3 separate regions of the Homo sapiens genome follow, and all the other regions are linked to region 3. Evidence: chromatin loops called from intact Hi-C (ENCODE). Cell type or tissue: IMR-90. All regions are shown on one strand.

Region 1 (8,000 bases), 350 kb after region 3:
TTTGAGGAACTGCCGAACTGTTTTTCAAAGCAACTTACCATTTGCTTTCCCATCAGCAGCGTATAAGGGTTGCAATTTTTCCACATCCTAACCAACACTTGTTATCATCTTTTTTATTATAGTCCTTCTAGTAGGATGTGAGGTGTTATCTCATTGTACCTTAATTTGTATTTCCCTGCTGATAAATGATGTTGAGAATATTCTGTGTGGCCATTTGTATGTCTCCTTTGGACAACTGTATATCCATATTCTTTGCCCATTTTTAGTTAGGTTATTTGTCTGGGGTTATTGTTGAATTGTAATAGCTCTTTATTTATTTTTTATACAAGTCACTGAAAATATATATGATTTGCAAATATTCTTCCCATTCTATAAATTGCTTTTTCACATTTTGGTTGCTGCCTTTAAAATATAACTATTTTAAACTTTGATAAAATCCAACTTAACTATATTTTCCTTTGTTGCTTATGCCTTGATGTCTTATTTAAGAAGCCATTGCCTAATCCAAGGTCATAACGTTTAGTACTATATTTTCTTGGAGGAATTTTATAGGTTTAGACCTTACATTTAAGCCTATGCTGTATTTAGTTAATTTTTGTATATGTTGTACGTGGCTGTCCTTTCTGATGTTTTAAATATAAGCCTCCTGTATCAGATAGATGTTCCTTAAGAATTTGTGACATGTGTTATACATTTACATGCCTGTCTCAATGTCCTACACTGTGCTAGACACATAGTTACTGTGTTTGTACGTGTGAACATTTGATATTTTTGTTGAGGTGAAGAATATTTCACAAGATGTCCTGGTGTTCAAACTTAAGTCGGTGGGGGGAGGTGGGGGAAAAGGTATCCCGAGCATGGTTTCCTACATAAAACTTTCTGTAACTAAAGCAGTAAATGTAAGCAGTGCATTTCTTTCCCCTTAAAGATTTCACTGTTATCTCGGAGCCCTTCTTTGGTCTGTGAAAACAGCCATATTCCTAGCAAATCTTGTTTCTCAGTTTGCCAGTCCTTTTCTTGCTAATTACAGTGACTGCCCATTTCTGTCAAAAAAGTGGCTTTTGCAACCTCCCTTCCCATTTAGATCACATTCCACACCCCTGGATTTCTACCTCTTTAGTAGCGTTATTGGTGTGTGCCATTTTTGGCAATCCCCAAGACAAAGAAAGAATTCTACCCACCTGGTATTTGACAAGAATAATTCATTACATTTCATCTTGCTGGCCTCATGTCGCATTTTCAAGTCCCCCCTTACACATTTCACACCCACACAAATCCTCTCTTATTTTCTCCTACCCCCATCCTCTCTCCTTCTTTCAAACCCAGGGGTTATATTTTGAATTGACCTTCTAGAAATATAAAGCACAGTGCAAGTAGGCACAGAAAAAAAGCTAAAGTCAACCTGAGCATTACCAAGCCCGAGGGCTGCATTTGACGGCAGATCTGTGAGGCACTGCTTGGTCTAAATCTAAGTCCAGTGCTTGGTACCTTATTTGGATATTGCTGCTTTCATTGCTTGAGCTGTTCTTCCAAACACTGGCGTACTCAGCTACTTTTCAGTATGATGTAAGTACCACAAGCATTGCATTGTCCTAGTGGTTCTAGCAGGGGATTTCAGATAAGAGTCTACATTTGAATACATTCTAAATCTTAGGTAGAAGTGAATATTTAAGAAATGCACTTGAAAGCGTCACTTGATAAACTGGAAAAAAAAAATCCCAGTTTCAGAGAGGTGAGGCTGACTCCTCTTTAATCTTCAAAGCAAGTGACAGCTTGAAATAGTCAAAAAGAAGGCCTGAAGGGATCAGCTGCACCCAACCTAATCTAATTATTCTTCCACTGGTACTTAACTGAAGGTCCTTGCCTTCCTGTGCATTAATTGCTCAAATATATACTGCTGACTTTCTAAAGCCAGTAAAGTGTCTTATGAAGCTATACTCAAGCGATTTCAAATGTTAAGAAATAGGGCAGTTATTCACAATATTAAAATTCCCCACCCCCACTCTCTGTCACTAAATGTAGAGAACATTCGTAGAAGTGGATTCAGGAAAGCACGGTAGTTAGAGCAGTCGGTGCTGTCGTGGGGGTGTTCAGAAAGTAACTCTTACTGGAAAGTGGGAAAATAACTAGAATTTGGAAACCGAGTACAGATGCTCTGCAACTTATGATGAGGTTACATTCTGTAAATTGAAAATATTGTAAGTCAAACATGCATTTCATATACCTAACCTACCGACGAACATCACAGCTTAACCTAGCCTATCTTAAATGTATCCAGAACATTTACATTAGCCTCCAGTTGGGCAAAATGATCCAATATGAAGCCCATGTTATAGTAAAGTGTTGACTATCTCATGTAATTTATTGAATACTGTACTGAATGTGAAAAACAGAAAGGTCCTAGGGGTATTCAAAGTACGGTTTCTACTGAATGCCTATCGCTTTCACACCGTCATAAACAAAAAATCATAAGTCAGGGACCATCTGTATTAAAAGAGTTTCTAAACCATGACAGTTGGCTTCAACAATTTTGTCTGAAGGAAAGGGAATATTCAGAAAGGGCATAGATATTTTAGGTTCTAGAAAGGCATGTTTAGAAAGCCATAATTTTTTTGTAGCTTACTGGAGCATGTGCAAATGTCATAAGATACAATTCTTAGCTTCATTCCCAGCTCCATTTTAAATCTCTACTCCAAAATAAATAAATAAATCTCTACTCCACCCCTCTAAGCCTCCCAATCCCCACCCACCTTTTTTTTCTTGTTTTGTGCCACTTATAATGTATACTATCTCACAGTTTATGCATCCTTATACGTTGCCATAAATCTTTTGGGGGATAAAGTGGGGGAAATAAATAAGTATATTTTTAAAGTGGGGATTTTCCCATTGAGATTTGTTTTTTGTTTTTCTGCGATCAATCCAGGCTGGAGGGCAGTGGTGTGAATACAGCTCACTGCAGCCTCCACCTCCTGGGCTCAAGTGATCCTCCTGCCTCAGCCTCCCAAAGTGCTGGGATTATAGGCATGAGCCACTGTACCTGGCCCCTGAGATTTCTCCATGGAACAGACCCACTGTTTCTTTGACATTTGTGTTGGTTTGACACCAGCATGTTTTCCATTTTCTCTGTACCAAGCTATTGTGAATTTGTGGACAATGAAAATAATTTGAAATCTCTGCTCTTAAAGAACTCAAGTTTTCTTTAGAACTATTTAAAAAACACCAAAGGAAACCTCTGAAAATCCTGTCCATCGTTCAGTCAGTAGCTGCTGTATCCAGTGTCTATCATCGTGAATGTCATGGCATGTACAGAGAAACTGAAATGCTGGATGCAATTCTAGGTGGTGGTGTAAAGTTTTTGAGTTGGCAGAAAATAAAGAATAAAAGAAAGAAAAAACTTCCGTGATCTCAAGACCCAGAGAGCTTCTTAACATTTTGCTGTATTTCCTTACAGTCTTTTTCTCTGAACATTTAACGTAAATAAGCTCTTAATTTTATAGCTGCATATCCAGTTCTGCAGTTTTGTGCCCTAACAAGCAATTCCTTAATTTATTAAAAACATTTTCCTGTATATTTTCAACCCCATAATTTACATAAACTCCCTCATCTCCGGACATTCATATTGCTTTCAAGTGAACTATTTGGAACGTCCACGAGTAGAAATATTGGAGAGTAGACAGATAAGAGACTGAAGGCATCAATTTCTCCATGATAACTAGCTAAAAACACTGTAGTGGTTTTCCCTATTTTTTTTTCTGCCAAGCCTTTGGCATCTGACTAAATTTTGCTGCTTTCACTCCTTTCTGAGTTCCACCCCTTTCTTGAGGCCTCTCATCTTGTTTCCCAGTAATGTTAATGAACAAAAGGTTATCTGCCTAGCGAGTTCCTTTTCCAAGCGTTTGAGACAATTCGACAAGATTATGAGACTGCGAACTGGAGTCTTTTATCTTTAAAAGGTATTTTAATCTGAGCCTTCTTGACGTTTATTTTCTGAGCCCATGAATTTGCTAGCGAGGCAGTTTCTCTGGTTTGCTGTTTCTGAAAGGAGTTCCCTCAACAGAGTACAACAGTTAATGGGGGAAGTGGAAACAAAAGCGGGAAGCAGGAGGACCGTTCCCCATCACTAGCCAGTCTTCAACAGGTGAAGTTGTTTAGCTCTTCCTGGTACCTGCAGGCACCGTTCCAGAAGTATTAAAATCCAAGGTGTGGCTGAGGGTGGGATGGAACATGTATCTCCATCTAACAGCTTTAATAGACTGTTAGTTCTAACTTGCATATAAAAACACACAAATAAGTACAAAGAGCTGGAGAAGCTGGGGAAACAGTTTCTGAGTAAAACCTGTGGCACTAGGTTGTGTCTTTCCTTTCCCCTCAGGCAAGAGCATCATCTGTTTGACTGGCATCTGGCTGGAGCGTCCGAAGGGGTTAAGAACGCTTGCAAACTCCTGGGAGTCCAGTAGGAGTTGCTGATGGTGCCGGACATTGCTTGCAAAGCAATTTTTGTGGTTCACCTCCCTCGGGGTTTTCTTATTCTTTTGTAGGACATTCAAGGAGTTGGTTTGGGCATTTACTTTTTAAAGTTTCTCCGTCCCAGACTCCTCTCTCCAGCTCCCGGGGTGCGGCACCTCTCACCTCCCTGAGGCTTTTTGTCTCGCTGCAGGCGTGGGGAGGGGGCGAGAGGACTTTGTTCTCCGAAAACGACCTTGCCCTGGGAATTTCCTGGGGCCGTTTCTCACGGACAAGCCCCCTCTCCCTGCTGCCAGCGCGGACACACGCCGCGGGGGCCCCAGTCCAGCCTGAGCTCTAGACGCCCCGCCGGCCACCAGCGCCCCGGGAAAGGCCGCCCGCGCTCCCCCGCTCCCCCTCCTCAGGGCCCGCCGCCTAGAGCCCGGATGTTGGATTCAATTCCTGAGCCGGGTCCTTCATTTCCATAAAAGGGCAGCGCTCCGCGGGGCCGAGATTGCCGCCCCGCCGCGCCCCCCGCCACCCCCGCGCCGCCCCGCCCCACGCCGCCCCGCCCCGCCCGGGACCCGCAGCCCCCTCCCCCGAGCGCGGCGCCGGGAGGGCGGGGGCAGAGGCGAGGCCGGCCGGACCCGCTCAGGGCAGCTCTGCGGGCGGCGAAGGAGGGAGCCAGCGCGCCCAGCCCAGCCAGGCTCGGACAGAGGGGGCGGGGAGAGGGTGGAGCGCGGGGAGCCAGGCGAGGGGCCGCGACGACGGGACTCCATTAGCCGCTCCGGCCACAGGCAGCGCTTCGCCAGCCGAGGAACCGGACGCGGACACCGCCGCCCCGCGAGCCTCCAGCCCCTCGCCTGTTGCCGCGCGAGTCCCGGGCCCGGAGCGCTAGGAGCGCGCGGTGAGGGAGCGGGACCCCGCCGGGACCCGAGGGGGCGCGGCGGGGAGGGGAACGGGGAGTCAGCCCGCGCTGTGTCTCGGGGCCGGCCGGCAGGTGAAGCCCTCCGCGGTCCGCTAGGCGGGGACGGTGTGGGGCGGGCGGCGCCGGGACCGAGGAACGCTGCGGGGCGAGCGGGGCGTAGGGTCCTCCCGCAGCCCCGGCCGCCGCCGCCCTCCCGAGTTTCTGCCGAAAGCCCCGGGTCCTCCACCACCTCCCAGCCCGTGGCCGGCGCTGCGAATTCGGTGGGATTCGCCTTTCTTTGGGGGAGTGACGCTTACGAGAGCCATTTCCTCCGCGCTCGCAGGAAGGAGCCATGGCTCTGGACGGGATAAGGATGCCAGATGGCTGCTACGCGGACGGGACGTGGGAACTGAGTGTCCATGTGACGGACCTGAACCGCGATGTCACCCTGAGAGTGACCGGCGAGGTGCACATTGGAGGCGTGATGCTTAAGCTGGTGGAGAAACTCGGTGAGTAGCATCCCAGCCGCGTCCAACTAATGACTTCCCAGAATTGGTAGGGGGAGGAAAGAGGCTCACGACGGGGGAGGGGCCCATTTGAGAAATCTTGGCATCTCGCAAATGCTTTTTGGAGATGTAAAATCTTTCAGTATTTAAGCAGATAGACCTGTTCCCCTTTGCGTCTTATTTTGTTTTGCTATTCTCTGAATTTTCATATGTAATGATTCGAGCCTCCCAATTATAACCTTAATTGCGTAGTTACGCGGGACGGGGGATGTGTGCCGGGGAACTCGTTAATTCTTAACATTTACTGACAGAACGATAAAAGAATGAGGAAAGTGTGTTGGGAGGGTGATATTACAGTGTCCGTGGTTATCTATGTCTTCAGCATACCTGAATGTTAGTGACGTTTGGTATAGAGAATGATGCAAAATCCATTTAAGAAAAATCTGTGCTGGAAAATGTGCAACTACTGGCGCCAGTGTGAAGTTTCTGTGGCTGTTCTACGTGGTGGAGTGCATTAAAATGTTCCAGTCATCCACTCTTACTAGGGGTGGGGCAGTGCTTGACAAACTTGGTATCCATAGTCCATGCTCGATGTAAGCCGTTTCGAGCGTTCGGTTTTATATTAATAACAAGCCAAGGAAAGAACTTTGTGTTAAAAAGCAGACTTTGTTAAACTAATTTGAGGTTGACGGTGTTTGCTTGAGTACAAATATGTATTGGATTGATATCCGATTTAAAATAATAAGGTATCTTACAGTATGAAGTGTGTGAAGAGTGTGCAGTACACATTTTTGTGATGAATGAAACCATTTTCATCTGGAAGAGTCAGCTAAATAGATGATTTGATCATAAGAGAAATGCTCAGAGAACTATCTTCCTGAGCTTTAAAGAGCCTTTTGTACATAATACAGTTGTGATAAGATGATTATCTGTGTGGCATTGTCTTTTTAGGCTGGAATTGTTTTTTGTTTTGGTGAAGGGGGGTTGGGGACTTTCTGGGGGTTTTTTTCGTCTTTTTTTTTTTCTTTTTTTTTTTAAACACAGCATTCGTTTTCAAGCTACACTGGGAAAGTAGAGAAGTGCTTATTTGTCAGGAAATCTATTTCTTACCAAAGGATTATTGTATGTAAAGGTACTGAAATAGCACTCTGATGCATTTTGCAAAATAAGGCAGGATTCATTTGGGTGGACCTGCTTTGTACCCCTGCAGGAAGTTTTATTATTGAAGGACCAAAGTGAAGCTCCTTACAAGGTAGCCTCTTCCTTAAGACTGCATTGTTTGGCTCCCTGAGATACAGCTCAGGAAAGAAAATCCTCCTAGGTAGCCCAGTGAAAATTAGATTTTGCTGTATTGATTAACCATTTAACTGGCAGTTAACAGTATTTTTATCTGATTTGAATAAATCAGTCACTGTTTGCAAAATATGTATGAACCTTTTTTGTCCAGCTCTGGTATGAGATTATTTAAGAAGGAAAATAGCAAATATTTGGATATTTTGTTTTCAAAGAAAACAAGCATTTTTGTTAGAGCTTTTCTAATTTATGGTAAATGGACCATATTAATACATTGGTCTCAATAGGAGATATTTTTTATATTGCAAAAAAAGGAGCTGTTGAAGGTGACTGAGACAACTTGTAGTTCTCGAAAGCCAGGCTGTAGCTAATGAATAAATAATGGTTTCTATATTTATTTTGCATTGCTTAGGACTGTTTATTATAGAATCACAGTAATAAATAGAAATATAGAGAATAAACTGCAGACAGAAATGATGTTAATTTAAATGACTATAATCTTAATCTTTTAATGCTGATACATTTTTAATTTTTTATGCAGAGAAAAGAAGCCCAACAAGGTAGGAAATGCTGTGCGTATGGAAACCTTACATCTTTTCTGAACTGAATTCATACTGATTCCTCTTATATTTTGAATTCCAAATAGAAAGTGCCTCTGACTTTCCTGTTTGGTAAAAGTAGAGCTAAGTGATGCTTTTGGTTTTTAGGATTAGATGCTTTGAATGGTAAGCTATTTCGTTGCCTATCAGCAAGTAAATAGAGGAGAGATTCGGTAGGGCAGCATTTAAAACATCCACAAATCAGGCTAGTCAAATTAGAAAAGAACTTTGTAATTTTTCAGAGTTGCGTAA
Region 2 (8,000 bases), 480 kb after region 3:
CCTAGGTTGGTTTTGAACTCCTGGCCTTAAGCAATCCTTCCACTTTAGCCTCCCAAAGTGCTGGGATTACAGGCGTGAGCCACCACGCCTGGCCAGAAGGCATCTTAAACATATGGAAGTCATGTGACCCAGATTTTCCACTGCAAGCACAATTCCAAATATTCTTCCCCTCCATCAGACCATGAGCCATATAGGTCACCTGGGCTACCATCTTAATTTTATTATTATTTTTTGAGATTTAGTCTCACTCTGTCACCCAGGCTGGAGTGCAGAGTGCAATGGTGAGATCTCAGCTCACTGCAACCTCTGCTTCCCAGGTTCAAGTGATTCTCCTGCCTCAGCCTCCTCCCGAGTAGCTAGGATTACAGGCGCACACCACCATGCCCAGCTAATTTTTGTTTTTTTTTGTTTGTTTGTTTTTGAGATGGAGTCTCAGTCTGTCGCCCAGGCTGGAGTGCAGTGGCACGATCTCAGCTCACTGCAACCTCTGTCACTCGGGTTCAAGCAATTCTCCTGCCTCAGTCTCCCAAGTAGCTGGGATTACAGGTGCCTGCCACTGCACCTGGCTAATTTTTTTTTTTTTTTTTTTTTAAGTAGAGATGGAGTTTCACCATCTCGGCCAGGCTGGTCTTGAACTCCTGACCTTGTGATCCACCTGCTTTGGCCTCCCAAAGTGCTGGGATTACAGACGTGAGCCACTGTGCCCGGCCAATTTTTGTATTTTTAGTGGAGACAGGGTTTCACCATGTTGGCCAGGCTGGTCTTGAACTTCTGACCTCAAGTGATCCACCTGCCTCAGCCTCCCAAAGTGCTGAGATTACAGGCGTGAGCCACTGCGCCCAGCCCCATCTTAATTTTATAGGCAAAGAAACTGAGCATAAATAATTTGCCATTGTGGAAATGTGGATGGTGAAAGAAAAATATATTAAAACAAACATTTTTTAAAAAATTGTCAAATATCACACAAATAGTTAGTGCCAGATGGAAATGCTAAACTGTTACTTCCTAACTGTCCTTCTAACCAATCTCTAGGACACATGTGAAGGTCTCTTGCAGTGTAATTCTAGACTTTTTCACTACTTACACTGAATATGCATTTTATGATTTTCATCATTAAGAAGACAATCTGAATTTTAAAAAGAAGTTTCAGATGAACCAATATTTTCTCCTCCAAAAATGAATGAATGTTTTAAGTTTAGTATTGAGAGCTAGCAAGAGTCTAGTTTAAGTTGAGAGTCTTTTTAGTAACCGGTTTTAGGATAAACTAAGGAGAAGCTAACAAGACATCTGAATGTGTGAGCTTCACATTAGAGCACTTGATGAGTTATCATGCATACAATTAAGTTGTAATAATTGAGTCAATAATAAAAAAAAAAATCATAAAATAAGGCCAGGTGCAGTGACTCATGCACTTAGGGAGGCCAAGGCAGGAGGGTTGCTTGAGCCCAGGAGTTTGAGACCAGCATGGGCAACATGGCAAAACCCTGCCTCTACAAAAATACAAAAATTAGCTGGGCATGGCAGCACTCGCCTGTATTCCCAGCTACTGGGGAGGCTGAAGTGAGAGGATCGCTTGAGCTGGGGAGACTGAGGCTGCAGTGAGCTGAGATCGCACCACTGCACTCCAGCCTGGGCGACAGAGTAAGACCCTGTCTCAAAAAAAAAAAAAAAAAAAAAAATTCATAGAATAAAATGAATGAGGGAGAGGGAAAACCCTGAAGAAGAAAAGTGGATAATATATATATTCAGGGAGATTTGTTTAGACATGATTATTCACTGCTGTCTAAAATAAACTTTAGATTTTAGGGTTTTGAAGTTTTCTCAATCATAATCAAAGAGCGAAAAGGGAAAGCCAGTGAGACATAATGATTCTGACTCTAGGAAATGAAGCTGTGTGTAGCATTTCCTTCTCATTCTCACTGCCAGTCTAAGGGAGGAGAACGGGAAAGCTGAAAAACTCTCAGCCGCAGATGATTGAATGACAAGTTTCAGAATGATGGGTTTCAAAATCACTCCAAATGCTACTTATTTCATTTTAAAAATAACATTTTTTCTGTCTATAAAGTACTATTTATACTTCATAGAAAACTCGAAAAATAAAAGAAAGCTGAAAGAAGTAATAACTCATACTCTTCATATTCAGATAACCTTTGTTAATATTTGAATGTTTTTCATTCTTTTTCTCCAAATACTGTAATATTTTTATACAGCTAATACCATGCTAATAGATTTTAGTCTCCTAATTTAGGATAGTATTATGAATATTTTCCTATGTCATTTAAAATTATTTGCAAAAAGTTTGTAAATGGCTGTGAGATATCATAACCATACCCTAATTTATGTAATGATTTTCTTATTTACAAGTACCATATGTAATGATGTAGTCAATATCTTTGCACATAAGTTTTCCATATTTCTGTTTATTTCCTACGAGAGCAGACTAGAAGTTGAACTACTACGTCAGAGTTTGAAGAATTTAAGGTTCTTGATAACATCTGTCAGATTAACTTTCAGAATATTGTACTAATTTATGCTCCTACTGCCCGTGGGTGAAATGCCTGTCTTACCACTGACTCAGCATCTCTGAAAGATGACCACTTTATGGACATTTTTGCTCATCTGAAAGGGACAAGGGGAGACCGTGTTGCTATTCTAGTTTTTGATTCTTAGTGATTTTGAATAGATTTTCATGTAAGTATTACCAATTTTTATTTCCTTTTCAGCAAGTTATCTGTGTTCTTTAACCATTGGGAGTTTCTTTGGTAAAGTAATTTAGATGTACACATAATGATAGTCCATTATCTGTCATTACTATCTATTTTCATCTTAATTTGGAGAATCATTCTCTTTTAGAACTTTCTTTTTTTCTTTTTTTTTTTTGAGATGGAGTCTCGCTCTGTTGCCCAGGCTGGAGTGCAGTGGCACGATCTCGGCTCACTGCAAGCTCTGCCTTCCAGGTTCACGCCATTCTCCTGCCTCAGCCTCCCAAGTGGCTGGGACTACAGGTGCCTGCCCCACACCCAGCTAATTTTTTTTGTATTTTTAGTAGAGACGGGGTTTCACCGTGTTAGCCAGAATGGCCTCGATCTCCTGACCTCATGATCCGCCCACCTTGGCCTCCCAAAGTGCTGGGATTACAGGCGTGAGCCACTGCGCCCGGCCTCTTTTAGAACTTTCTAAGAAAATGTCATAAATCAATAAAATAAAATTTTAAACTTGTCACAACTGTGTAATACTGCTTGCAATAACTTTGGAATGACAATACTTTTTGTAAAATGATTCGTACATTAAACACTTTACCGAAAAAAGGCTTTAATCCTGGCTCTGCCTCAAACCAGAATTTTTATCTTAAAACAAAATTTCAATGAATCTTAGTTTATCTGTAAAATAAGATGGTTAATCTTTGAGTCCATCCAATTTAAAAACTAGGCAACTTGTGCTCACAAAAAACGATACACAGCACCACCTAGAGGTAAAAAGGAATACTTTTGTACATTTTTCATTTATTAAAAATGATTTTTTAGCCTTAACAATACAATATTAAGTCAATATATTTTATACTTGCAGAAAGTGCCTGGGTAAATATATGAGAATTGTAATAGGTCTATCACATCGGATAAAACTTTTAGAATGAATGTCACAGTTGTCAGGCCTCTGAGCCCAAGCTAAGCCATCATATCCACTGTGACCTGCACTTATATATCCAGATGGCCTGAAGCAACTGAAGATCCACAAAAGAAGTGAAAATAGCTTTAACTGATGACATTCCACCATTGTGATTTGCTTCTGCCCCACCCTAACTGATCAATGTACTTTGTAATCTCCCCCACCCTTAAGAAGGTACTTTGTAATCTCCCCCACCCATAAGAAGCTTCTTTGTAATTCTCCCCACCCATAAGAAGGTTCTTTGTAATTCTCCCCACCCTTGAGAATGTACTTTGTGAGATCCACCCCCTGCCCACAAAACATTGCTCCTACCTCCACCACCTATCCCAAAACCTGTAAGAACTAATGATAATCCACCACCCTTTGCTGACTCTCTTTTCAGACTCAGCCCGCCTGCACCCAGGTGAAATAAACAGCCTTGTTGCTCACACAAAGTCTGTTTAGTGGTCTCTTCACACGGACGCGCGTGACAATAGTAGCTGTAAGAATTCTTAGCTCCTATATGAATCTAGGTCATTTTCTTTCCCCTATCATGACTTTTTCTTTTTTTTTGAGACAGAGTTTCATTCTTGTTGCCCAGGCTGGAGTGCAATGGCGCGGTCTCGGCTCACTGCAACCTCTGCCTCCCAGATACAAGCGATTCTCCTACAGGCACCTGTCACCATGCCCAACTAATTTTTGTATTTTTAGTAGAGACAGGGTTTCACCATGTTGGCCAGGCTGGTCTTGAACTCCTGACCTCAGGTGATCCACCCGCCTTGGCCTCCCAAAGTGCTGGGATTACAGGTGTGAGCCACCACGCCCAGCCTATCATGACTTTTTAGGGGATCAACTATTCTTTTTCACATTCCTTAGGAAAATCAGTAACACTCTCTTTTAAGTCTGATACTAAGGATCAAAGATGTCTACCTAATACTGTGATATATTGTATATACAATATATATTGGGTACACTGGATACATTCTTTACCCTGGGGGCTTTGTGGACTTGCTGAAACTATGGTCACAAAAACAGTTCCTCCATGGTTAGATACACAATGCCATTCTAGGGTTCAACTTCAGGGAAGGAATCCCTAAATTGGAAATGTGGCTAGCAACAGAAAATTCCAATGGTGGCACCCTGAATCTACTGGGACTTGAAGAAAAATGTAATCTCTGCAGAAGTGTGACATCTATAGCAAACGTCTGGTCATTGTTAACATCTGAATTATCACCACAGATTTTTTTCCACACCAATGTTAGCAATGGCTTCCTCCTTATTACCACTTTTGGAACTGTGCTTTTTATTTTATATTTATTTATTTAGAAACGGAGTCACACTTTGTCACCCGGGCTAGAGTGCAATGGCTGATCTCAGCTCCCTGCAACCTCCACCTCCCAGGGAACTGTGCTGTTTTAACTTGTAGTTTCCAAATTGTTCTGAGCGTGTTCTTCAGCTTCATCATGTTTTGCTTCCAATTAAATTGTAAACTCACCAAGTGAAACTGCATCTTCTAACTGTCCTGGCTCCACTGCCCACCACGCCCCTAGGTGTGCCATAATATGAACACTTACATGGACTAGGTGGCATTGCCTTGCTAGGAATTATGAAATACAACTCTTCGCCAACACGAAGGTGAATGTGCAAGGTTAAACGGAGTTCAGGCAAATAAACATTCAATATTTGTTGTGACAAAGTTCATGAACAGTGTTGCCTCAGATCTAAGTTTACCCTTGAGTGGTGTAACTTAGATTTAAAAGAAAAACAACAAAATCCTTTCTGAATCTTCCTCCAGTTTGTATGATCTCCAATTTCTAATTCATAGTTTGGGAATAGATTCTGTCTGGGAAATTGCATAATAACTTTTTTTTTTAAACAGGGAAGAGTAAAAAGAACTATTTTTTTTATCCAAGTTTTTATTTTGAAAAATTTCAAACATCCTTAAAATTTGGGAGAATAGAATAATGGGCACTCATAAACCCGCCACCTTCATCTGGCTATTAGTAACAGTCTTCTTTATCTATTTTTATTTCTGATCCCATTGAAAGTAAGTCACAGATATCATGACACTTTTTTCCTAATATTCCCTGAAGCATCATTTAAGAACAAGGATATTCTCCTTCATAACCCCAATGTCATTATCAAACCTAAGAAAATCAACAGTAATGCCCTATCTCATATCCAGCTTAAATCGAAATGTCTGTAATTGTCCCAATGATGTTCTTTATAGCTTTATTTATTTATTTTATGAGAGTGTCACTCTGTCACCCAGTTTTGAGTGCAGTGGCACGATCACAACTCACTGCAGTCTTGGCCTCCTGGGCTCGATTGATCCTCCCGCCTCAGCCTCCTGAGCAGCTGGGACCACAGGTGTGTTCCACCATGCCTGGCTAATTTTTGTATTTTTGTAGAGATGGGGTTTCACCATGTTGCCCAGGCTGGTCTCAAACTCCTACACTCAAGTGATCCTCCTGCCTTGGCCTCCCAAAGTGCTGGGATTACATATATGCGTGAGTCTTATTTTTTAAAATCAATGTTTAATCTAGATTTACACATCTCATATGGCTAGGCCATCTTTGAAACTCTCATTCATTGGGCACCTACCATGTCCCAAGCTACACAGGCCATCCTATTTATTTTCACAAAAAAATTTGAGATAGTTTTTGTTTTTACTTAAGATGGCGATAAAGTATCTACTTCTGGGTACTTTGATGTATTTTAGTTTTTTGTTGTTTGTCTTGTTTTGTTTTTGAGATGGAGTCTTGCTCTGTCACCCAGGCTGCAGTGCAGTGGCGTGATCTCAGCTCACTGCAACCTCCACCTCCTGGGTTCAAGCAATGCTCCTGCCTCAGCCTCCCAAGTAGCTAGGACTATAGGTGTGCACCACCACAACTGGCTATTTTTGTATTTTTAGTAGAGATGGGGTTTCACCATGTTGGCCAGGCTGGCCTTGAACTCCTGACCTCAGGTGATCCACCAGCCTCAGGTGATCCACCAGCCTCAGCCTCCCAAAGTGCTGGGATTACAGGCATGAGCCAATGTGCCCAACTATATTTTAGTTATTTACCATTACATTCACAGAGCTTATTAGCACAGAGCCTTGCACATACATAGGTACAAATACACAGCTGTGGAATCAATGAAACTTCATGTGCTTTTCCATTCTGGTAGGAAAACTACAACAACAACAGCAAATGATGGTATATTACCTAATTTGTTGTAATGACACACCGAGGTAGCCTCTCATCCACACTCTCCTGCTTCTCTAGGAACTTAAGGGAAAAGTTTCAGAAACCTAACGTTAGCTGCCTAAAGCAACCTGCTGCAGGATAACAATTAAAATTCATGCCAATTTTGCATCTGTTCAATATGTTTTGCTTTAATATTTAAAATGATTTTCAATTTAACATCAAGGAGGAAGAGTTTCCCATTTGTCTTGTTTGGTCATAGGGTGTATCAGATTCAGACACTGAAATACATGGAGCCAATACCAAATATCAGATTTAGCATCCAGGCAATTTCTTTTTTCTTTTTCAGGTCACAAGATTTTGAGAACCCAGATTCAAATAAAGAAATAGATATGGCCAGGTGCGATGGCTCACGCCTGTAATCCCAGCACTTTGGGAGGCCGAGGCGGGCGGATCACGAGGTTAGTATATCAAGACCATCCTGGCTAACATGGTGAAACCCCATCTCTATTAAAAATACAAATAAATAAATAAATAAATAAATAGCCGGGCGTGGTGGCGGGTGCCTGTAGTCCCAGCTACTCGGGAGGCTGAGGCAGGAGAATGGCGTGAACCCGGGAGGCGGAGCTTGCAGTGAGCCGAGATCGCGCCACTGCACTCTAGCCTGGGCAACAGAGCGAGACTTCGTCTCGGAAAAAAAAAAATATATAAATGGCAATAACATTTTAATCTTTGTGAGTTATGATAGGCTAATCCCTAACAAGATATACACAGATTTATTGCAGTAAAGGTGATAGAGTAAAGCAATTTCAGCCTAATTTTGGTATATTTCTTGACAAGTATTATCTGGTGGGAAGGTAAGTCATTTATGTCATTTGCTGGGCTAAAGGTTCTCTGATTTTTTGTCAGTCTCTTTTACAATCTAGGAGACATATTTGTCAAAGAACTGTTAGGAAAGAAAGATGTCTAATAATGATTTTTACCATGACTAGTATAATTTCGATGACATATAAGTGAAGAGTCTCAACTCCTAGTTTCTATGATAAATATTAATTACAGCAATCTTGTACAGAAATGTATAGTATAGCCTTTCAGGTGTTAGCTGGATCTCCTAAATAAGCCAGCTTTGTAAGTCACCACCTGCATTTAAGGTAAGCAGTGAAGTCA
Region 3 (8,000 bases):
AACTCATTTCAGCATTAACTCAAAAGTCCACAGTCAAAAGTCTCATCTGAGAAAAGGCAAGTCCCTTCCACCTATAAGCTTGTAAAATTAAAAGCATGTTAATTACTTCCTAGATACAACAGGGGTACAGGCATTGGGCAAATACAGCCATTCCAAGTGGGAAAGATTGACCAAAACAATGTTAACAGATGTTGGCACGGATGTGGTGAAAAGGCAACACTTTTATACTTCTGGTGGGTATGTAAACTGGTACAAACACTATCGAAAATAGTATGGGGATTCCTTAAAGAACTAAAAGTAGAACTACAATTTGATCCAGCAGTCCCACTACTGGGTATCTACCCAGAGGAAAATAAGTTATTATATGAAAAAACACACTTGCACACACGTTTATAGCAGCACAATTCTCAATTGCAAAAACATGAAAGCAACCAACAAGTGGATAAAGAAAATGTGAGATACATACATACACACACACACACACACACACACACACACACACCATGGAATACTACTGAGCCATAAAAAGGAATGAAATAATGGCATTTGTAGCAACCTGGATGGAGTTGGAGACCATTATTCTAAATGAAGTAACTCGGAAATGGAAAACCAAAAGTCACATGTTTTCATTTATAAGTGGAAGCTAAGCTATGAGGACCCAAACACCTAAGAATAAAATAATGGATTCTGGGGACTCAGGGTGAAGCGTGGGAGGGGGGTAAGGGATAAAAGACTACAAATAGGGTGCAGTGTACACTGCTCAGGTGTACCAAAATCTCAGAATCACCACTGAAGAACTTTTCCATGCAACCAAACACCACCTGTTCCCCAAAAAAAACTATTGAAATTAATTAAATAAATAAATAAATAAATACCTATAGAAGCCCTAAAAACTAAAAGGTTACAAGACTACTACTTCCCATATATACAATGTTAACACATAAAATCGGTATAAAGAAATTAATAAAGGTAATTTTTCTCAGAATGACCATTTTGATAAGTTTTTTCATATATCAAATTATTTCCAAAATATTTTTGGTACCACTGCTTGAGTACAGGCTTAATCTGCCTACTTGATAACCCAATATTATATATACAGGTAGGCAGATGAATGAAAAGAATGAAAAAAGAGGTAGATGAGAGATAGACATATAGATGAATAGGGGCTATATTTTAACTGCTCACATAATATTTCAAAGTCTATTTAAATGAAGATACGAGATTAATTAGAATGTTATCTATATTCCTCAAAAATGACTCTTCTTCTTGCAAAGGTAGATTATGGTATTCTAAAACTTAAAAGGACTACAGAAATCATCATGCCAACCACTTTCCAGATGAGGAAACTTAGGCTAAAAAGATAAAAGCCAGGATCACACAGTTGGTGAGTGCCAGAATGAAACCAGATCCTAAATGTCCTGCTATCTAGCAAAGCAGTTCTCTACAATACAATCCCACCTTCCTTGATAATACTAAGTTGCTTAGCAAACAAGATCTTCATAAATGTTGCAAGGATAAATTTCCTTTCAGTCTGCCCGAAGCAAATAACCACAATTTGCTTAGTATTAGTAAAACTCAGATCATCTAGGCATTGTCACCCCTTCAAGTTGCCCTCAGAGTGGGACAGTCAACTTGGAACAAAGTTTGACTTAACACAAGTTTCCCAGGTCTGAGAAATATGGCAAGAGGTGGGATTTATTGTTGTTGTTGCTTATCAAAACAGTGAGAAATGGCATGTTAATCAGCGAAGGACAAATTGTGGCTGTCATTTCCTTTTTCTCTAAAAGGTAAATATGTATAGACTGCAAATCATGTCCAGGAGAACTTATTTCTCACATCCCCATCCATCAGTTTGCTCTCAACTGCTCTCAACAAAGTGAGGAACCAGCTTTAAAATAGCTCTGAAATGGAAGGCTACTCTAGGTATGAAATATCCCATGGACCAAACCCAATAATCTCACTTCTCTTGAGTGCTCTCTTATTCTGACATCCAGCATGGTCACAAATAGCTTTTAAAACTGGACCAGGTACAGAAACCAGTCAAAGAAAATAAGAGGATAAAATTTGGAGAAGCCCGTCATGGATTTTAGCTTCCAAGCATATCACCAAAACTGTAATGTTCAACAACTTAAGCAGACATTCTCAGTGACTTCAGTTGACTTCAATGAATTCTGTTTCAGTCCATTTACCACAAAACAGTATGCCAAGGAAGGGACCCCACAGAGAGGAACTTCTCCTATCTAGTCATACCCTACCAACTCAGGTCTGAGGTCCTGATACTAAAAAGCTAAGTAACAAAGAAAATAATTTTTGTGCCTCTGAAGCCATTTTTCGAGGTGAGATGTTTCGCTCCTAGCCAAGCAAAGCTGCAGAATCTGTAGAATGTTGTCTTGCTCCCTCCTTGTCACCAGCCTGCCCTTTAACCCACCACTGAATGCCCTTTTTCTGCTCCAAGACAGCTATTGAATCACCACATTATACTCCCTGACCCTGCGGGGCCATGGTACAATATCAGAATGTCAAACTGGGTCTGAAAAGGGCTTTGTGTGGGATGAGACAAGACTCTAAGGATAGTAGAGCTGCTGAATCACTCAGGATCTGACCACAAATAGTGCTACGCTAAGCTTGCTGGGTAAAACTGCTGCCAGAAGCCCCTGTTAAATTTCTGGGCTAATTATGGAGGGTGGGAGGGTGACCTTGGAGGCAAGTTGTACTTAACACAGAGACCAGGAAGCCTAAGGGAAGAAACCCAAGTTGTACATCCTCATAAATACAATTTAAAATTCTCTAATTTAATAAAAGCATGCGATCCTACGACAAGGTAGTTTTCCTTAGGAGCAGGTGCACTGCAATTTTTTTTTTAATTTTCATATTAAATCTTCAGAGAGTTACACGGTAGATGGCAGCCTGGAAATACGCTGATGTATCCTGGCAGAATTTCAGACATAATGATTTTTTTTTCCTCTGTAAATCTTCCATCAGTGGGAAGGAAAGCCCTGCCAAAACTGAGAAACCCAAGCTGGAGGCAGCGAGGCTCCCACTCAGAGCACGGCGACATGCCAAGGCTTTCAAGGCCAAATCGGAAACAACCACGTTGAGTTCATTAAAACGACTGAATGATCAAAGTCATGCAAGCCTTCACAAAGGCAAAAATTAATCTGTTTAATACTTGGCTAAATTCTCAAGTGCTAAAGTAAATTTGAAACGAAATTCATCAAACTCCCCCTCTTCCTGTGGAAAAATCCTTTGAGTTCCTCAGAGTGCCCAGCAGATGGCAGAAGCGGTCTTTGTTTCAATCCATGGGCCTCAGCTACCGCGCCATGCCCAAAATTAACGGGAATAGGTACACCTGGGTATAGTTGTATATCTGAATGTGAAAATACACTTTCAGGATATCAGGAATTATATTCCAGTATGGCTAGGGTTATTCTCAGTTATCAATCTCGAGGGAGGAAACGTCCCCAGGAAGTGGTACCAAAAGATGACTCTTGCACATCAATGAAAAGGCCTGTGGAAGGACGACAGTCCAACTACTGGAACCCTGTTTTTATATCTCTCAGGAGCCTCCCACCATGCCCACCCCTCATCTCCCTCCCATTTCCTACTCCTTAAAGACTTGCATACACATTCCTGAGTCTTCAGCAACCTGTGTCCTCGCCACCCAGGTGAAGAAGCTGGGTATGTGCAGGATATTCCCTACTGCAACAATGCCTCCTCAGCCTGCCTCCTCTGCCCAGGTCAGCCTCCACAACCAGAGGTTCTGGGAATTAGGTTCCACTGTCCTGAGCATTATGAATATTGATTCCTGTTGGACAAACTGCAGCTAGTCTAGGATCTCAGATTCCTCCATTTCCCGGGAGGGCAACATATAAAATATTAATACATTTCATCATGAGAAACAAAACTCATTAAAACTACATACATATTCATGAAAATTCTTTCACTGTTTATTTCATGAAATGAAAACATTTTTTCCAACCAGATCAAGGGAGGGAAGAAAATGTTTTCTATAGGTCCAATTTTATACACTCTGGTATGAAATGAATCAATAGTAGCTAGGAGGAGAAAAATCAAAGATTTCCTTTTCAACAGCAATAAATCCAGTCAAATCCTATTTGGTATGGCACTTGCCATAGCTTGTAAAATCTGAAGTTGCTAAATTATGTATTTCAATAGTAATTCCTTACAAATTAATAGGAAGTGCTAAATTAGGACAAGTGGCCTCCAATTGGATCCAGATGCTCAATCCTAGACTAGGTAGAAAGTGTGAAAAATTAGGAACTGTACTGATTCTTTCTCTGAGTTTGTTGAAGGAGCCAAGTTCTTCCAGCATGGAATGTAAACACTTGGGAAGGTAGCCTAAGAGAAGCATGTGTTACGTGGCAGCCTGAGTCCCAGCTGTGTTTACACTGAGATTCCAAAATATCTGAGCCTGGAAGGACAGCTGTGGTGTAAGGAGGAACAGAGGAGCCTCCTGGGACAGAATGACCCCAAAGGGAAAGAGAGAAGCTGGTTCAAAACCAATGGGCCAGGGTTCAAGGGGTGGTGTGGTCATTAACAAAGCAGGGTGACCATCGCTCAGCTTATCCAGGAGACTCACATCCAAGTCCCAAGGGTGATGATGGAGAAAATGCTGAAACCTGTTGACATTATTGGCCCCCCTCATGCTGCTGGCTGTGTTGATGGTGGTGGAAACAATAAAAACAGCACTGGCCTTGGGCAGCCGTAGGGCTGACATCACCATCCTCAATCTTGGAGACTGGCAGCATCCACAGAGAGAGGGTGCCTTTGGGAGGCATCTGTGACACTGCTGCTGCATCTGCCATTCATGAAGAAGAGGCCCCAGCTGCAAATGAAGCCAGCATTTAATGACCCAGTATCAGAAGAAGAAAAATCACAGACCTCCTGCTGTGACAAAAACAACTAGTTCTCAGAGAACTGGCTGCGGTAGTGGAATAAAGACCCCCCAAAGATGCCCACGTCCTAAACCCCAGAAGCTGTGAGTGCATTACCTTACAGGGCAAAAGGGACATTGTAGATGTGATTAAGGACGTTGAGATGGGGACATTATCCTGGATTATGTGGTGGGCCCAAGACAATCAATCACAGGGTCCTTAGAAAAGGGAGGAAGGAGAGTCAGAATCAGAGAAGAAGATACAACAACAGAAGCAGTGGTCAGAGAGAGATACAAAGATGCTGCACTGCTGGCTTTAAAGATAAAGAAAGAGGCCTCAAGCTAAGAAATGTAGGAAGTCTTCAGAAGCTGGAAAAGGCAACGAAATGGGTTTTCCCGTGGAGCTTCCCAAGGCAGCATGGCTCTGCCGACCCATTTTAGACTTACAGCCCCCAGAACTATATAAGATAAGTGTGTGTGGTTTTAAGCCACTAAGACTGTGGTAATGTGTTACAGCAGAAATTGGAAAATAATACACTGGTGATATACTCTTTTGAGGGCTTTCAGAACCATTTGTGAGGATAAGGAGGCTCAAATTCCCACAGTACAAGGGGAAACAGAGCCAGAATGTGTGGGGGCGTTCTCCTCCACAGTTTGTGCGTGTGGGGGAGGCAGGTTAGTGTAGGGTAGACTAGGTCCATGGGTCTGCTTTATGGACCAAGCTCTCACGTTGAACCTTCATTCAAATCAGCAGCATCTGTTTTCTACAACACACATCACTTTGCTCTCCTTCCATATCTTCAAGAACTTCTAAGAGGCAAGTTGTGCCATAAGTACTTCAAAGGATACTACGTGTCCCATGTCTTTTTTTTTTTCTGTGAGACGGAGTCTTGCTCTGTTGCTCAGGCTGGAGTGCAATGACCCAATCTCCACACACTACAACCTCCATCTCCCAAGTTCAAGCAATTCTCCTGCCTCAGCCTCCCGAGTAGCATGCACCATCATATCCAGCTAATTTTTATATTTTCAGTAGAGACAGGGTTTTGCCATGTTGGCCAGGCTGGTCTTGAACTCCTGATCTCAGGTGATCTGCCCATCTCAGCCTCCCAAAGTGCTGGGATTATAGGCATGAGCTGCTGCTCCTTATCCCAAGTCATTTAATATCCTAAGGCCAAAGCTCATCCTTAACTTTTGGAGACTAATTACTCAAAATTTCTCAATCATTTTCTCTAGATTTTAGTTCAGTCCTTAAAATCATTCTGCTGATGGAAAAACTGGAAACTCTAAAAAGCAGAACACCTCTCCTCCTCCAAAGGAACGCAGTTCCTCACCAGCAACGGAACAAAGCTGGATGGAAAATGACTTTGACGAGTTGAGAGAAGAAGGCTTCAGACGATCAAACTACTCCGAGCTACAGGAGGAAATTAAAACCAAAGGCAAAGAAGTTAAAAACTTTGAAAAAAATTTAGACGAATGTATAACTAGAATAACCAATACAGAGAAGTGCTTAAAGGAGGTGATGCAGCTGAAAGCCAAGGCTCGAGAACTACGTGAAGAATGCAGAAGCCTCAGGAGCCGATGGAATCAACTGGAAGAAAGGGTATCAGTGATGGAAGATGAAATGAATGAAATGAAGCGAGAAGGGAAGTTTAGAGAAAAAAGAATAAAAAGAAACGAACAAAGCCTCCAAGAAATACGGGACTATGTGAAAAGACCAAATCTACGTCTGATTGGTGTACCTGAAAGTGACGGTGAGAATGCAACCAGGTTGGAAAACACTCTGCAGGATATCATCCAGGAGAACTTCCCCAATCTAGCAAGGCAGGCCAACATTCAGATTCAGGAAATACAGAGAATGCCACAAAGATACTCCTCAAGAAGAGCATCTCCAAGACACATAATTGTCAGATTCACCAAAGTTGAAATGAAGGAAAAAATGTTAAGGGCAGCCAGAGAGAAAGGTCGGGTTACCCACAAAGGGAAGCCCATCAGACTAATAGCGGATCTCTCAGCAGAAACTCTACAAGCCAGAAGAGAGTGGGGACCAATATTCAACATTCTTAAAGAAAAGAATTTTCAACTCAGAATTTCATATCCAGCCAAACTAAGCTTCATAAGTGAAGGAGAAATAAAATCCTCTACAGACAAGCAAATGCTGAGAGATTTTGTCACCACCAGGCCTGCCCTAAAAGAGCTCCTGAAGGAAGCACTAAACATGGAAAGGAACAACCGGTACCAGCCACTGCAAAATCATGCCAAATTGTAAAGACCATCGAGGCTAGGAAGAGACTGCATCAACTAACGAGCAAAATCACCAGCTAACATCATAATGACAGGATCAAATTCACACATAACAATATTAACTTTAAATGTAAATGGACTAAATGCTCCAATTAAAAGACACAGACTGGCAAATTGGATAAAGAGTCAAGACCCATCAGTGTGCTGTATTCAGGAAACCCATCTCACGTGCAGAGACACACATAGGCTCAAAACAAAAGGATGGAGGAAGATCTACCAAGCAAATGGAAAACAAAAAAAGGCAGGGGTTGCAATCCTAGTCTCGGATAAAACAGACTTTAAACCAACAAAGATCAGAAGAGACAAAGAAGGCCATTACATAATGGTAAAGGGATCAATTCAACAAGAAGAGCTAACTATCCTAAATATATATGCACCCAATACAGGAGCACCCAGATTCATAAAGCAAGTCCTTAGTGACCTACAAAGAGACTTAGACTCCCACACAATAATAATGGGAGACTTTAACACCCCACTGTCAACATTAGACAGATCAACGAGACAGAAAGTTAACAAGGATACCCAGGAATTGAACTCAGCTCTGCACCAAGCAGACCTAATAGACATCTACAGAACTCTCCACCCCAAATCAACAGAATATACATTCTTTTCAGCACCACACCACACCTATTCCAAAACTGACCACATAGTTGGAAGTAAAGCTCTCCTCAGCAAATGTAAAAGAACAGATATTAAAACAAACTGTCTCTCAGACCACAGTGCAATCAAACTAGAACTCAGGATTAAGAAACTCACTCAAAACCACTCAACTACATGGAAAGTGAACAACCTGCTCCTGAATGAC

Evidence for each region. A loop is a pair of places that touch in the nucleus more often than their neighbours do. Peaks named below come from ENCODE experiments on the same cell type or tissue, not always from the same donor. Only the 100,000 strongest peaks of a DNase experiment are listed, where the experiment ranks them.
Region 1: a loop joins it to region 3, with 4 times the contacts of the local background. A loop is called at or near these places in 21 of 110 quality-filtered maps.
Region 2: a loop joins it to region 3, with 6 times the contacts of the local background. A loop is called at or near these places in 60 of 110 quality-filtered maps.

The regions. Positions count from the first base shown.
Region 1 is chr14:52,948,271-52,956,270 of GRCh38, reverse strand. FERMT2 (FERM domain containing kindlin 2) reads left to right here and starts at 5,221. Exons shown (of 15, transcript NM_006832.3): 1 at 5,221-5,350; 2 at 5,694-5,859. The coding sequence starts at 5,703. RefSeq lists an enhancer at 3,944-4,522 and a silencer at 5,243-5,452. In IMR-90, a CTCF peak has its summit at 4,463; DNase peaks (open chromatin) are centred at 1,540, 4,460 and 5,110; H3K4me3 peaks cover 3,816 bases; H3K27ac peaks cover 3,667 bases.
Region 2 is chr14:52,819,219-52,827,218 of GRCh38, reverse strand. All of the region lies in intron 1 of LOC105370500 (a long non-coding RNA gene), which reads right to left. Among named protein-coding and RNA genes, the nearest start is that of GNPNAT1, 32 kb to the right of the region's middle. In IMR-90, a CTCF peak has its summit at 3,451 (motif pointing left); a DNase peak (open chromatin) is centred at 3,438.
Region 3 is chr14:53,301,654-53,309,653 of GRCh38, reverse strand. No RefSeq gene overlaps it. Among named protein-coding and RNA genes, the nearest start is that of DDHD1-DT, 150 kb to the right of the region's middle. RefSeq lists an enhancer at 3,109-3,403. In IMR-90, a CTCF peak has its summit at 3,251 (motif pointing right); DNase peaks (open chromatin) are centred at 2,563, 3,243 and 4,383; H3K4me3 peaks cover 302 bases; H3K27ac peaks cover 848 bases.